2 separate regions of the Mus musculus genome follow, and region 2 is linked to region 1. A link is a loop called in an ENCODE intact Hi-C map of the cell type or tissue named here. Cell type or tissue: left cerebral cortex. All regions are shown on one strand. Each heading gives the region's core, and the rest is flanking DNA. Links, peaks and the distances in the headings are about the cores only.

Region 1 (8,405 bases), core at 350-8,349:
CAACCCAAAGTTATCAAAAAAGACAAGGAGGGACACTTCATACTCACCAAAGGTAAAATCCTCCAAGAGGAACTCTCAATTCTGAATATCTATGCTCCAAATGCAAGGGCAGCCACATTCATTAAAGACATGTTAGTAAAGCTCAAAGCACACACTGCAACTCACACAATAAAAGTGGGAGACTTCAACACACCACTTTCCTCAATGGATAGATCGTGGAAAAAGAAACTAAACAAGGAAATAGTGAAACTAACAGAAGTTATGAAACAAATGGATCTGACAGATATCTACAGAACATTTTATCCTAAAACAAAAGGATATACCTTCTTCTCAGCACCTCACGGAACCTTCTCCAAAATTGACCATATAATTGGTCACAAAACAGGCCTCAACAGATAAAAAAATATTGAAATTGTCCCATTCATCCTATCAGACCACCATGTCCTAAGACTGATCTTCAATAACAACATAAATAAGGTAAAGCCAAAATTCAAGTGGAAACTGAACAACACTCTTCTCAATGATACCTTGGTCAAGGAAGGAATAAAGAAAGAAATTAAAGACTTTTTTGAGTTTAATGAAAATGAAGCCACAACATACCCAAACCTATGGGACACAATGAAAGCATTTCTAAGAGGAAAACTCATAGCTCTGAGTGCCTCCAAGAAGAAACTGGAGAGAGCACACACTAGCAGCTTGACAACACATCTAAAAGCTCTAGAAAAAAAGGAAGCAAATTCACCCAAGAGGAGTAGACGGCAAGAAATAATCAAACTCAGGGGTGAAATCAACCAAGTGGAAACAAGAAGAACTATTCAAAGAATTAACCAAACGAGGAGTCGGTTCTTTGAGAAAATCTACAAGATAGATAAACCCTTAGCTAGACTCACTAGAGGGCAGAGGGACCTTTTCAACATAGTACTTGAAGTATTAGCCAGAGCAATTCGACAACAAAAGGAGATCAAGGGGATACAAATTGGAAAAGAGGAAGTCAAAATATCACTTTTTGCAGATGATATGATAGTATATATAAGTGACACTAAAAATTCTACCAGAGAACTCCTAAACCCGATAAACAGCTTCAGTGAAGTAGCTGGATATAAAATAAACTCAAACAAGTCAATGGCATTTCTCTACACAAAGTATAAACAGGCTGAGAAAGAAATTAGGGAAACAACACCCTTCTCAATAGTCACAAATAATATAAAATATCTTGGCGTGACTCTAACTAAGGAAGTGAAAGATCTGTATGATAAAAACTTCAAGTCTCTGAAGAAAGAAATTAAAGAAGATCTCAGAAGATGGAAAGATCTCCCATGCTCATGGATTGGCAGGATCAACATTGTAAAAATGGCTATCTTGCCAAAAGCAATCTACAGATTCAATGCAATCCCCATCAAAATTCCAACTCAATTCTTCAACAAATTAGAAAGAGCAATATGCAAATTCATCTGGAATAACAAAAAACCTAAGATAGCAAAAACTCTTCTCAAGGATAAAAGAACCTCTGGTGAAATCACCATGCCTGACCTAAAGCTTTACTACAGAGCAATTGTGATTTAAAAAAAAAAAAAAAAAAAAAACTGCATGGTACTGGTATAGTGACAGACAGATAGACCAATGGAATAGAATTGAAGACCCAGAAATGAACCCACACACCTATGGTCCCTTGATCTTCGACAAGGGAGCTAAAATCGTCCAGTGGAAGAAAGACAGCATTTTCAACATATGGTGCTGGCACAACTGGTTGTTATCATGTAGAAGAATTTGAATCGATCCATTCCTATCTCCTTGTACTAAGGTCAAATCTAAGTGGATCAAGGAACTTCACATAAAACCAGAGACACTGAAACTTATAGAGGAGAAAGTGGGGAAAAGCCTCGAAGATATGGGCACAGGGGAAAAATTTCTGAATAGAACAGCAATGGCTTGTGCTGTAAGATCGAGATTTGACAAATGGGACCTCATGAAACTGCAAAGCTTCTGCAAGGCAAAAGGCACCATCAATAAGACAAAAAGGCCACCAACATATTGGGAAAGGATCTTTACCTATCTTAAATCAGATAGGGGACTAATATCAAATATATAAAAAGAACTCAAGAGGGTGGACTCCAGAAAATCAAATAACCCCATTAAAAGATGGGGCTCAGAGCTAAACAAAGAATTTCCACCTGAGGAATACCAAATGGCTGAGAAGCATCTTAAAAAATGTTCAACATCCTTAATCACCAGAGAAATGCATATCAAAACAACCCTGAGATTCTGCCTCACACCAGTCAAAATGGCTAAGATCAGGTGACACCAGATGCTGGCAAGGATGTGGAGAAAGAGGAACATTCCTCCATTGTTGGTGGGATTGCAAGCTTGTACAACCACTCTGGAAATCCGTCTAGTGGTTCCTCAGAAATTTGGACATAGTACTATCAGAGGATCCCACAATACCTCTCCTGGGCATATATCCAGAAGATGTCCCAACAGGTAAAAAGGACACATGCTCCACTATGTTCATAGCAGCCTTATTTATAATAGCCAGTAGCTATAAAGAACCCAGATGCCCCTTTACAGAGGAATGGATACAAAACATGTGGTACATTTACACAATGGAGTACTACTCAGCTATTAAAAAGAATGAATTTATGAAATTCCTAGGCAAATTTTTGGACCTGAAGGGCATCATCCTGAGTGAGGTAACACAATCACAAAAGAACTCAAATGTTGTGTACAAACTGATAAGTGGATATTAGCCCAGAAACTTAGTATAGCGAGATATAAGGTACAATTGGCAAAACACATGAAACTGAAGAAGAACGAAGACCAAAGTGTGGACACTTTGCCCATTCTTAGAATTGGAAACAATCACCCATGAAAGGAGTTACAGAGACAAAATTTGGAGCTGAGACAAAAAGATGGACCATTTGGTGACTGCCATATCCAGGGATGCATCCCATAATTAGCCTCCAAACGATGACACCATTGCATACACTTGCAAGCGTTTGTTGCAAGGACCGTGATATAGCTGTCTCTTGTGAGACTAGGCCAGGGCCTAGCGAACACAGAAGTGGATGCTCACAGTCAACTATTGGATGGATCACAGGGCCCCCAATGGAGGAGCTAGAGAAAGTATCCAAGGAGCTAAAGAGATCTGCATCTCTGTAGGTGCAACAATATGAACTAACCAGTACCCCGGAACTCTTGACTCTAGCTGCATATGTATCAAAAGATGGCCTAGTCGGCCATCACTGCAAAGAGAGGCCCATTGGACAGGCAAACTTTATATGCCCCAGTACAGGGGAATGCCAGGGCCAAAAAATGGGAATGGGTGGGTAGGGGAGTGAGGGGGGGGGGTGTGGGCGACTTTTGGGATAGCATTGGAAATGTAATTGAGGAAAATACGTAATAAGAAAAATAAAATTGTGAAAAAACAAGAAAATTTCTAGTTTTGTTCAGATTTTGCAGGAACAGTCATCGTTCCTGAGAATCATTGTCTGCACAAGCATCGGAGACAGAAGATGGATTGTTCCTTCCTTGACACATAAGTCTAAGATTTTTGTACCACAGAGGCCCCACATGCAAAGAAGTGCATGTGCTCACAGAAGGTCATAGCTCTGGTACTATTCCAAACACTCTCAGGTGGAAGCAAACATCATGAGGTAGGAAGATATTCAGTAGGATTTATTCTAAAATGTAGTTTCTTTAATTTTATCTCACTCTGCATGCATGCATGTATGTATGGGTATATGAAAGAGTATTAGTAGTACATACATTTTCACAAACTAAGTTATTTTATTAGTTACCTATAACACTATAATTAGTGTTCTTGGAGCATTATAAAAATGGAGATAACCCAAAAAATAATTCTTATCTTCCAATAAAGTGTTAAGGGAATTATTCTGATTACACTCTTACCTTAAATTGTACCTAAAGCCTGTTGTGCATAATAACCTCTGTTTTATTTTATTAAAGATATTGAAATATTTCTCCTTAATATTATATTGGGAACTTTAATTCATAGTTTTGTATTTGATCATCATATATTTATCCAATATACAAATATTCCTCTCTTTGATTCAGCCAATCAATAGTAAGTATGCATATCCACTTATTCCAAAATCAATGGCAAAGAGAAATGCTTCTTTAACCTTTTTAAAAAAATTTTATTGGACATTTTTTTATTTACATTTCAAATGATATCCCCTATCTTCTTTTCCCCTCTGAAAATCCCTATACCACCATCCCTCCCCCTGCTTACCATCCACCCACTCCCACATCCCTGTCCTGGCATTCCCCTACACTGGAGCATCAAGCCTTCACCTGACCAGGAGCCTCTCCTTCCAGTGATGACCAACATATGTGGCTGGAGCCATGGGTCCCTCCATGTGTACTCTTTGGTTGGTGGCTTAGTTCCTGGGAGCTCTGCGCGTACTGGTTGGTTCATATTGTTGTTCCTCCTATGGGGCTGCAAATCCCTTCAGCTCCTTGGGTCCTTTCTCTAGCTCCTCCATTGGGGATCCTGTGCTCAGTCCAATGGTTGGCTGAGAGCACCCACTTCTATATTTGTCAGGCACTGGCAGAGCCTCACAGGAGAAAGCTATATTAGACTCCTGTCAGCAAGCACTTGTTGGCATTCACAATAGTCTCTGGGCTTGGTAACTGTATATGGGATGGATTCTCATATAGGGAAGTCTCTGGATGGCCTTTCCTTTGGTCTCTGCACCGCAATTTTTCTCTGTATCTCCTCTCATGGGTATTTTGTTCCCCCTTCTATGAAAGACCAAAGTGTCCACACTTTGGTCTTCCTTCTTCTTGAGCTTCATAAGGTCTGTGAATTGTATCTTGTGTATTCTGAGCTTCTGGTCTAATATTCACGTATCAGTGAGTTCATAGCATGTGTGTTCTTTTGTGATTAGGTTACCTCACTCAGGTTAATGAAAATAACTAATACAGAAAATTTCCCCACCAGATGAATGGTTTAACTAATTGAGCTTTTTGCTTACTGAAGAAGGCTATTTGTAATAAACTGTTGCTATGAACAACTTGCATGAATTGCAGATTACAAAGTTTCAAAGGAAGCCAGTTTTGAAAGGTCACATATTACATAATGCCACTTGTGGGAATTCTTAAAGTGATATTTTCTTCAGTCTTTTAAATCTCAGTTATTTCAACAATGCTCTCATGATTCTTTTCACTTATATTGAAATAAAACTGTCTAGTGTTCATTGAACCATTAGCATGTTCAAGTTCACTGGTGAGATCCACTAAATCTTCAAGATCAAACAGTTTTATTCTTAGAACAAGGATGAAGGAAGTATGTGTGCTAGCTAATTGTAGTTGTCAACTTGATACAACCCAGAATCACCTGAGAAGAAAGTATCAGTTGAGGAATTATATAGATCAGGTTGGCCTGTGGGACTATTGGTGAGGGACAGACATGATTGCCTTAGCTGACACAAGAAAACCCAAACCACTGCTGTGAATATTCCCTAGTCAGTTTCTCCACTATGTAAGAAAGAAGAAAGCCTGCTAAGCAGGAAGCAAGCAGACAGTAATAGTGTTTTCATTTCTAGCTGCTTTTGACTGTGGCTGTGGTGTGACCAGCTGGTTCGTTGACATCCCTACAATGACAAACTATAACCTGGAACTGTGAACTAAACTAAGGGCTTCTTCCTCTGGGTTGCTTTTTGTTGTTGTTTTTAGATCTTTCCTTACAGCAACAGAAATAAAAGCAAGGCAGCATTGAAAGCAGAAGCCATGTTTCCCCAGGCCTTAATGTCTTGGTTCTTATCTGACCATCTATACCAAGGGCTTTCTTTATTTCATGGTCCTGTCCAGAACAACACCTTTACAGTTATAAATAAACACCTAACTATAGGTAACCTGTGACTGTACACATGAGATGCTGTAAATAACTGAAACTCAGAGTTAATCCTCAAATTGGGCAAGACAGTTTGAATGCATCATTCTAGTTATCAGCATTCTTCATGATAGGTCACACTTCAGAATTCACATGGAGTCAAAAATAAGAAAAATAGCATATTCTCTTGGCCTAAATATGTCTTTGATTTCCACAAGGATTGAGAATGGCCTTCTTTGAACTGATAGAATTGTTATTTCCCTATAATCTGACTTTTGACTATTTTACCAAACTGTCTCCAATTCTCTCTCCATCACTAAATTTGCCTTTAATTGTATTTTTTTGACTCTGCCTTTCATAGCTCTATTTTCAGTAATTCTCTGGTTCTCTTACAGAAGTTCTCTCCCAGTTTCTTCTCTCATTCCTGCCTGCACACAGCAGTGTCTGATGTACCCTGTAGTGTTCACAACTATCCTTTTGCCCTGCCTTCATCATTCCAGATGGCATTGGCTGTCAAAAACCTATCCAAAGGAGAGACTGCTGATTTCCACTGTCACGATGTCAGCCAAACCACACCACACATTTTCTGTCTCATACACCACTCTCACTGTAGTTTCTTTTCTTTGCTGTCATTTCTTGTCTGACACTTGCTAAGTCTGAATTGATGTCTTTCTCCATCTTCCCACTTTTATGTTCAGTTATCCTCATATTTTCTCTTTATAGAGAATATGCTGCTTCCAGCTGTTTTCTTTATCCAGCCTCTATGATTTCCCTTTTACATAATATTTATATATGAATACCTCATTATTTAGCAAAATGCAAAAATACAGTAAATATATTCTTTTAAAAACAAAAATCAACATAATTTCTTTTAAAAAATTAAAAAAAAAACCTAAGAACTCTCTCACATAATATGTCTTTTTGAGGGAGCTTTTGGGCATTTCACTCACAAGGAAGGGGTGATATCAGCTAATGAGAAAATAAAATGAAAATCAAACGTTTATCATTGTTTCAGGAACAGTGATTATGTTATATACACAATGAAGGTGTGCAACTATTTTAATATAACAACTTGCATATACTAACTAAATTGATTTTAAAATACTTCTCCAATCCATGTAACTGTTAACCAAAAGAGGCCTTTTTTAACAAGATAAGGTGTCTTTAGGGTGTGGCAGCCTTAGATCAGCATCTGTAGCAGCTTTATTTATACTAACAAAATGTAGAATGTCTGTGTACTGATTTGGACATGAAATCCTTGCCCCCACCTCCCACACACCCCCAGGAATTATGAGCTGGCAGCTTGATCCCTACTTTGTGTTGTTGTTGGATAGCATCTAAGTAGAAGTAACAGATTAGTGGAGCAGAGATGTAGGGAATCTTTCTGTGCTCCTCTTGTCCCAATCTCTGCTTTCTGGCCTCTGTGGTGTGAGCTGTTTTGCTCTGCCACACCCGCCATGATAGACTGACAGCCCTGAAACTAGAAACCAAGTAAGTTCTCTTTACTTTGTGTTATATTAGACATTCTGTTGCAACAAAAATGAAAATAATACAGAAAATTTCCCCACCAGATGAATGGTTTAACTAATTTGCTTACTGAATAAGGGTACTTAGTAATAAACTGTTGCTATGAACAACTCGCATGAATTGCAGATTACAAAGTTTCAAAGGAAGCCAGTTTTGAAAGGTCACATATTACATAATGCCACTTGTGGGAATTTTTAAAGTGATGAAATTGTGGAGATGGATTAATAACATTGATCATTGCCAGGAGTTAGGAGACAGACAGGTAGAGTGTAGAACTAAAAGAATGTAACACAGATTTTTTTTTTTTTTTTGTGGAATTTTTGGTTTTATCTTGGTTTAGTTATACAGTGCTATACAAGTAACAAAATGGAATATATACAATACACACTCAAATGAGCACATAAAACATCTTGCAAAATATAAGTACATTGTTTCAATATTAAATTCCTGGATGCAATGCTGTGCTGTAGATGTGGAAGGTGATGCCATGTGATGGAGTTAATAAAGGCTAGAGAGTTCCTTGGATGTTCTTTGTTATTACTGTGTGTTATAAGCTCTGATGACTTCCAAATCAAGCTGAAAAGCAACAGTACTAGAGAAAGATGGAAACAAAGATTTATGTTTTTAATACATCTGAATTTATTTTGTGTTATAAATATCAATAACTGCATTTACCTCACTTCAAGCTCCACTCACATGAAAAACTGTAAGGAAAAAAGGAACAGAGGAAGTTTCTTATATTTTAAAGATTTGTTTATGTGTCTTATATAAAGATGTCTTGCATGTATGTATGCCTGTCAACCAGGTAGGTGCAGTGGCTACAGAATCCAAATTAGGACATCAGATCCCCTGGGACTGAAATTACAGACAATTGTGAGTCACAACGTGGGTGCTGAGAAATGAATCCTTGTATTCTTGAAGAGAAGCCAATGCTCTTAACTGATGAAATAACTTTCTAGACCCAGGGGGAGGTTCTTAATGTAAAATGTGTTTTGTAGAAAAAAATATATGACTCCTTTAATATTGA
Region 2 (8,405 bases), core at 14-8,013, 170 kb after region 1:
TACATGCATAATTTTGGCCCAGAGTTCCTTTCTAAATTGTAAAAATGCAAATTCTCATAGACAACTTTTATTGAAGTGTTTCAAATTCGGGGTATTCAAAAGTAAACTCTCACCATTGTTTATATGTCCAAAGAATAGAAATGAAAGACAAAGATGGTAACACAAGAATGAATATAAGCAAGGAATATTAGAATTCTAAAGTGTCGTAAGTAATTTCAATATATGTTCTAACTAAAAATAACAATTTTTAGAAACCAGTAAAATCAAACTCATTTCTTCCCCCCTAAATCCTCCTCTAGAAAGAACTAACCTAGCCCCATATTCAGATTTACTTAATAATAGTATTCACTATCTTAGGCCTTTTAGACTCTGAAAATATTTAGAAAATTATTCTCATAATTAAAGGATCACTTTCAAACGAAAACCGGAAAAGATGGGAAATCTGCTAGAAATGAATTGAGGCTCATCACCTCATGCTGGAGAACAGTGCAGCAGGTTATTGGTGCTTGCTTTTGTTTATTTAGATAGTTATTTATTTTAGTAAAAATGTTACGGATGGTTTCTCCTCACCTCATTAGTGGGAAAAAATAGTTACCTGTAATAATCTAGATTTTAATATTGTCTGGCCTAAAGGAGAGTTGCAATCAAAGAGGAGCAAATGATTTTATGTAACATAATCATGGTCAAAACATCAAAGGCTTCTGTGACAACCCCTACTCCCATCTGACCCACCCTGCCAAAAAGTCACAGCCTAGGCAGAAAGCCATCAAAGAGAACTCTTTAAAAACTTGTTAAGGGCACTAGAGTGTAGCACCTTACAATTGATGGCTTCTGGCAAGCAGTGAGGGTGGGTAAGGACTCAGTTTTTCTAAGAGGCTAGCCACTGGGAGGGTCTGAGAGGACTGGGCAATTAATATGCTCAGTGCTCCTGATGTGAAATTCCCAAATAATCAATAAAAGCATTATGAAAATAAATAAATAAAAACATTCTTCATGTTAAATTCTACCAGAAAAAAATACAACATTAAAATTATGTATGTTAGGGTTTCTATTGCTTAGATTAGATGTCATGACCATGGCAACTCTTATAAGGAAACATTTAATTGGTGCTGGTTTATGTTTCAAAGGTTTACTCCATCTTTGTCATGATGGAAAGCAAAGTTACATGCAAGCAGACATGGAGCTGGAAAAAGTTCTACATCCAGATCAGTAGGCAGCAAGGATGGAGAGTGGGACACAGATCCTAGCTTGAGCATCTCACAACTCAAAGCCTAAACCAAATGACACACTTTCTCCAACAAAGCCACACCTAGTCCAACAAGTTCATACCTCCTAATAGTGACACTCTCATGATTGGTCAATGGGGCCAATTATATTCAAAACAATGCAATTCACCTGATCCAATAAAAATTACCATACTAAAAGAAACCCAAGAAACTATTTGACAAGAAAAACCATTGTGTAAATGTACCACATTTTCTGTATCCATTCCTCTGTTGAGGGGCATCTGGGTTCTTTCCAGCTTCTGGCTATTATAAATAAGGCTGCTATGAACATAGTGAAGCATGTGTCCTTCTTACCAGTTGGGACATCTTCTGGATATATGCCCAGGAGAGGTATTGCAGGATGTGGTACATTTACACAATGGAGTACTACTCAGCTATTAAAAAGAATGAATTTATGAAATTCCTAGCCAAATGGATGGACCTGGAGGGCATCATCCTGAGTGAGGTAACCCAATCACAAAGGAACTCTCACAATATGTACTCACTGATAAGTGGATATTAGCCCAGAAACTTAAGATACCCAAGATATAAGATATAATTTGCTAAAAACATTAAACTCAAGAGAACAAAGACCAAAGTGTGGACACTTTGCCCCTTCTTAGAGTAGGAAACAAAACACCCATGGAAGGAGTTACAGAGACAAAATCTGGAAGTGTGACGAAAGGATGGACCATCTAGTGATTGCCATATCCAGAGATCCATCCCATGATCAGCTTCCAAACGCTGACACCATTGTATACACTAGCAAGATATTGCTGAAAGGACCCAGATATAGCTGTCTCTTGTGAGACTATGCCAGGGCCTTGCAAACACAGAAGTGGATGCTCACAGTCAGCTATTGAATGGACCACAGGGCCCCCAATGGAGGAACTAGAGAAAGCACCCAAGGAACTAAAGGGAACTGCAACCCTATAGGTGGAACAACAACATGAACTAAGCAGTACCCCGGAGCTCTTGTCTCTAGCTGCATATGTATCAAAAGATGGCCTAGTCGGCCATCACTGCAAAGAGAGGCCCATTGGACTTGCAAACTTTATATGCCCCAGTACAGGGGAATGCCAGGGCCAAAAAGGGGGAGTGGGTGGGTAGGGGAGTAGGGGGGTATGGGGGCTTTTGGTATAGCATTGGAAATGTAAAGGAGCTAAATACCTAATAAAAAATAGAAAAAAAAAGAAAATAAAAACCAATAAATTGTAACATATATGTAGTAGTTTGAATAAGAATGCCCACCATAGGCTCATATCTTTGTAAAGTTAGCCCCCACTTAATGGAACTATATTGGAAAGATTAGGCATTGTGGTACTGTGGGGGGAGGTATGTCAATAGAGCTATAGCTTTTTAAAAGATCAGACTGATGTTTTGAAAGGTTCCATCCATTTCCAATCTCTCTCCCCCTCTCTCTTTCTTCTCTCCACTTCTCCCTTTCTCCCTCCTCCTTTTCTTTATCTTTCAGATCAATATGTAAGCTCTCAGATGTTCCTGCCACCATGACTTTGGTCTGCCATCATGGACTCTCACACTTTGAAATTTGAAGTCCCAAATTAAACACTTTGTTTTATAAGTTGCCAAAGTCATGGTATCTTATTACAACAATAATAAAAATAACTAAGACAATATATGTAAATAATCAGTATGGGTAGGATAATTCAATTTTAATAACTGTTCAAGAAAATATTGAACAAAGAAACAGATGAAATGAAAAAGACAAAAACAACTTCTAAAGAAGAAAAACTACAGTGTGTAAGGAGAAAAAAATCTAGGTGCAATGACAAAATAGAGGCAAAGGCATATAATAAAGATAAATCACTTATGCTGAAATCTAGTTATTTGTAAAAACAAAAACAAAATCAAAACAAAACAAAACAAAACAAAAAACCCCACAAAATTCATAAGCCTCTAGCAAGAATAAAAAGCAAGCACATACAAATGACAGATTGCAAAGATACTAAAATGATAAAAAAAAATTTTGAAAATTAATGTCCAGCAAGGCAAGGCCATCCTCTGCTACATATGCGGCTGGAGCCATAGGTCCCTCCATGTATACTCTTTGGTTGGTGGTTTAGTCCCTGGGAGCTCTGGGGATACTGATTCGTTCATATTGTTGTTCCTCCTATGGGGCTGCAAATCCCTTCAGCTCCTTGGGTCCTTTCTCTAGCTCCTCCGTTGGGAATCCTGTGCTCAGTCCATTGATTGGCTGTGAGCATCCACTTCTGTATTTGTCAGGCACTGGTAGAGTCTCTCCGGAAACAGCTATATCAGGCTCCTGTCAGCCAGCACTTGTTGGCATACACAATAATGTCTGGGTTTGGTAACTGTACATGGGATGGATCCCCAGGTGGGGCAGTTTCTAAATGGCCTTTCCTCAGTCTCTGCTCCACACTTTGTCACCATATGTGCTCCCATGAGTATTTTGTCTACCTTTCTAAAAAGGACCGAAGCACCCACAATTTGGTCTTCATTCTTGTTGAGCTTCATATGACCTGTAAATAGTATTTTGAGTATTCTGAGTTTCTGGGCTAATATCCACTTACCAGTGAGTGCATACCCTGGAAGAGGGAGTGGGTGGGTTGGTGGGGGGGGGCAGTGGGATAGGGGGGTTTCAGAGGGGAAATGAGGAAAGTAGATAACAATTGAAATGTAAATAAAGAAAATATCTAATAAAAAAGTAGAAAAGAAAGAAAATTAAACCAAAGTACAAGTTAAAATAAAAAATAAAGAATCAATAACCTAGGAGATATGGGCAAGCTCTTGGAAGAAATAATTTTCCAGTAACAACATAAGAAGAATAATATAGGACAGACAGAACAGTGGATATCAAGGAAATTGATTTCTTGATTAAAGTGCTTTCCACAGTAAGTGCTGGCCCACATGGTTATCATTGGTAATAACAAGCAGAATATTAAAAAATAAAAATAATTCAAAATCAATATTAGCAGAATTGAATAAAAATTGTCCATGCAGTCTAAGTAGCAATAATACTGATCATAAAAGAAAAATGATTTTAATAGTCTACAAATCAAAACCTCTTAAGAACAAATATGCTAGGGATAGAAAAATAGGATGTGACACTTAAAACCATATTCTGGTCTTGCAGAAGACCCAAGTTTGTCTCCCAGCATGCCCATGGATCGTGACACACAAATGCCTATAACTCCAATTCTGAGAAATTAAATGCCCTCTTCTGTCCTTCACACAGTACAAGTACACACATGCACACACACACACACACACACACACACACACACACACACACACACGCACACACACACACACACATACACACACACACACACACACTTTTCCTTTTGAAAATGTTAGCATTATTTAATAATAATCTCTTCAAATTGTTTCTCTGATTAATGATATTGGTTGGATATTCTCTGATAACTGCTTTTTAATGAAACTAGTGACTTTCTGTATGAGTTTTCTCTTTACTATGATTCTTGATTTTGAGTTCAGCATTCTGAAACTACTCAGATGTTATTGATACATAGCAATCAATACATAAATAGAATTGTTATTCCCACCTGTTATTACTACATAGGTATCAATACATAGAGAGATTTCTTGGTCCCTTAATTAGGTTAAATTGGTTCTATTTTACCTTCTTTCTTTTGATTCTCAAAATGCTGACACTCATAGATGAGTTAAAAGTTGAGCTCTCTACCAAAGGTGTGTGTTTTCAGTTTTTTTTTCTTAATTAGATATTTCCTTTACTTACATTTCAAGTGTTATACCCTTTCCTGTTTTTTTTAATTACATAAGAAAATGAAACACCAGTGCAAAAGATGTAATGCTTTAGCAAATCCAATTCAATAATACATAAATTCTCATATATCATCATGGATTTGGATTAATTTTCAGTCTCAGAATAGTTAAATATTTGAAAAATAAATGTATCTCATCATCTCAAACTACAAAGGGAGGAAAAAACAATATTCAAGAAACCTGAATAAATCATTAGAAACATGCATATCCAGCATTCATTTAAAATTCTACCATCTAAGACCTAGACAAATGGCTCAATGGATAAGAGTGTTAGTTGTTCTCACAGAGGACCTAAGATCAATTCTCTGCACTTGCATGGCAGTCCACAATTGTCTTTAACTACAATTCTAGTACATTCATCATTATCTTCTGGATTCTGCACACACATGGTATATAAAATACATCAGGCAAAACATTCATACACAAAAAAAATGAAATAAACTTGAAATAACATTACACTCTAAAAACTAACAAAAGGAAAGATATCTACCTGTGGAAATGTATTTCATTTAAAATAGATTGTGCACCTATAGGTTGGACTTAAAATCTAAAATGTCTCATAGGATTATGACAGCAAAGACTTCTCAGAAAAAATTGTTAAAAATCACAATTCAAAGGAAGAAGTAACCTTAAATTTGAATTCAAAATTTAAAAATGTATCTCTTCAAAAGACCTTATTATAATGAAAAATAAGCCACAGCCTAGAAGAGATTTATGAATCACATATTTAATAAATGACTTGGATGCAACATATATAAAGAACATTCTGATCTAACTAAGAAATTAAAATAAATGAGCAAAAGATCTCAACAGAAAGTTTGCCAAAGATAATATCCAATGACAATAAGGGTAGGGATGATGTCTAACATAATTAGTCACTATGAAAAAATTAATATGAGAGTCCATTCTACTATACACTCACTCAAATAGCTAAAGTTTAAAGGGCTCTCTGTATGCTCTCTGTATGCTCTCTGTATGCTCTCTGTATGCTCTCTGTATGCTCCCGGTACTAGGATCATATCTAGAAACTGCATACAATGATGGAAGAAAACGGAAAATGAAAAGCAGGTGAAATTCTTCTAAAATTGGGCATTTACTGACCACACTCCATATCTTTCTTCTTTAGGTACTGACCAACCAGAAATGAAAACTACTTACAAACAAAAATATATGTATGAATTTTCAAGATGCCTTTACTACAAGAGCAATAAATTCTTTTTCTTCTGGCTTATCTCTATTCCTTATATCATGCTACAACTTGCTGTAATGCTGTCTACCAAGAATTACCTGTGGCTATACTGCACTGGGTTAAATAAACAGCAGGAATCCCACAACAACCACTTGCTTTGGATCCCTAGTGGGGAACAACAATTGAAGAATATCTACCTAAGAAAGAGAAGGTCATTTATCTATATTAATACATATTTCAAATCTTCTGACTCCAGGTGACTAAATAGTAGCAAAACCCACAAACATGAACAAATATGAACTGCCAAGACATTATGCCTTCACCATAAGCCTATAACCTCATTGCAATATGTCCTCAGAAAAACAGCTTAGCTGAAGCATAGTCATGAACTTCAAAATAGTAATTATTAATAGGTTCAAGAATAGTAAGGATAATACAACCCTCAAAATATGTAATAAAACTGGTAGCATTTTGTATATTTAATTCAAATGAACCAATTCAAAAAATATACTTAAAAGAGTATCTGGCAAACTGAGCCACCCAGACATTATATTCTTTATCCTATAAGTATGCTTACAGATGTGAAGTGTGCTTCGAGTATCCAGTAATCATAATCTTCTCAATTGTTTGTTTCACATTATAGGATAACAACTGATAATGAGTCTCTCGGGATCTGGTCAACAACTCCTTTCCTATTGTCCTGGAACTAACTCCAATAAAGCTGAAAGATTCAACAACAACAACAATAAAAAAGAATAGTAAGGATAACATGAATAAATCCTTTAGGGAACATTGGTAAAGTAGAATAAGTAGAATAAAATAATGAAAACATTTAAAGACATGAAAGTAGAATTTGACAAAGAAAAAGAATCACCAAAGCAAACCAAAACCAAAATAAAGTTGGAAACGAAAAACTTAGGGTGTCAAACAAAAATTTCAGAGGGAAATCTCACCAACAGATTACAAGATATTTTTTAAAAGAGAAACCATCTAGAAAAAAAATGGATACCTCTGTGGGGAAAAAAATGTAAAATCTGTAAAATCTAAGAAAAGACAGGCACAAAACATCAGGAAATCTGGAGGAGTATGAAAAGACCACACTTATGAATAATAGTATAAGGGATTGAGAAAAAGCATGTTTTTCAAAGAAAAAAAATCAAGGAAATGTCCCTAATTTAAACAAAAAAAGGTTCCAAAAAAGCATACAAGACACCAAATAAGCAGAATCAAATTTTTTTCTTACAATACATAATGAAAACACTAAATTTACACAACAAAAAAGGATATTATAAGCTTCAAGGAGAAAATATATATAAATTTACATATAAAGGCAGGTACATTAGAATGACATCTGAGTTTAATAGAGACTTTAAAAGCCATAAGGGACCAAACAAATGTTCTACAAGCTCTGAGGGTTCACAGATGCAAACCAGCAATACTATATCCAGCAAAACTTAATTACACCAACAGAGGGGGGAAAAAGAAACCATTGGATGATAAAATAAAATCTAAGTATTATCTACAGAAATTTACCTCTATAGAAGGGATTAGAAGGAAAGATCTGGTCTTAAGAGGTTAAGTATATGGAAAAGGGCACAAGAAATAAGTATGATCCAAAAACAGTAAATCAAAAGGGGAAGAGAGTATCAATATCACAACAACAACAACAAAAATAGGAATAAATAAACACTGTTCATTAATAACTTTGACTATCAATAATCTCATTTCCACACTTAAAAGACACAGACTAATAGATGGGATTAGAAATAGAATCTATATTCTTTTAGTACCCAAGAAATAAAACTATCAAGGACAAACATCACCTCAGGGTGAAGGATAGAAAACAATGCTCTGAGCAAATACACACACACACACACACACACACACACACACACACAAGCAAGCAGGTGTAGCTATAGTAATTGCTGATAAACTAGACTTTAAATGAAATCTCATCTGAAAACAAAGGGAGGATGTTATATACTCATTGAAGGGAAATTCTACGTGAGATATCACCAGTCTATTAAGGCACCAAATACAGAGTACATAGTTCGTGAACGAAACACTACTACAGTTAAAATCACACACTGATCATCATGCATTGAGAGTGGGTGACTTCAAAACCCACTCTCATCAAAAGACAGGTAATTCAGGCAAAAATA

What was found. Peaks named below come from ENCODE experiments on the same cell type or tissue, not always from the same donor. Only the 100,000 strongest peaks of a DNase experiment are listed, where the experiment ranks them.
Region 2: a loop joins it to region 1, with 20 times the contacts of the local background. A loop is called at or near these places in 3 of 42 quality-filtered maps.

Annotation. Positions count from the first base shown.
Region 1 is chr12:42,477,188-42,485,592 of GRCm38, reverse strand. No RefSeq gene overlaps it. Among named protein-coding and RNA genes, the nearest start is that of n-TEctc2, 66 kb to the right of the region's middle. In left cerebral cortex, for the core only: no CTCF peak of the experiment used is centred there; a DNase peak (open chromatin) is centred at 8,218.
Region 2 is chr12:42,311,089-42,319,493 of GRCm38, reverse strand. No RefSeq gene overlaps it. Among named protein-coding and RNA genes, the nearest start is that of n-TEctc2, 100 kb to the left of the region's middle. In left cerebral cortex, for the core only: no CTCF peak of the experiment used is centred there; a DNase peak (open chromatin) is centred at 3,585.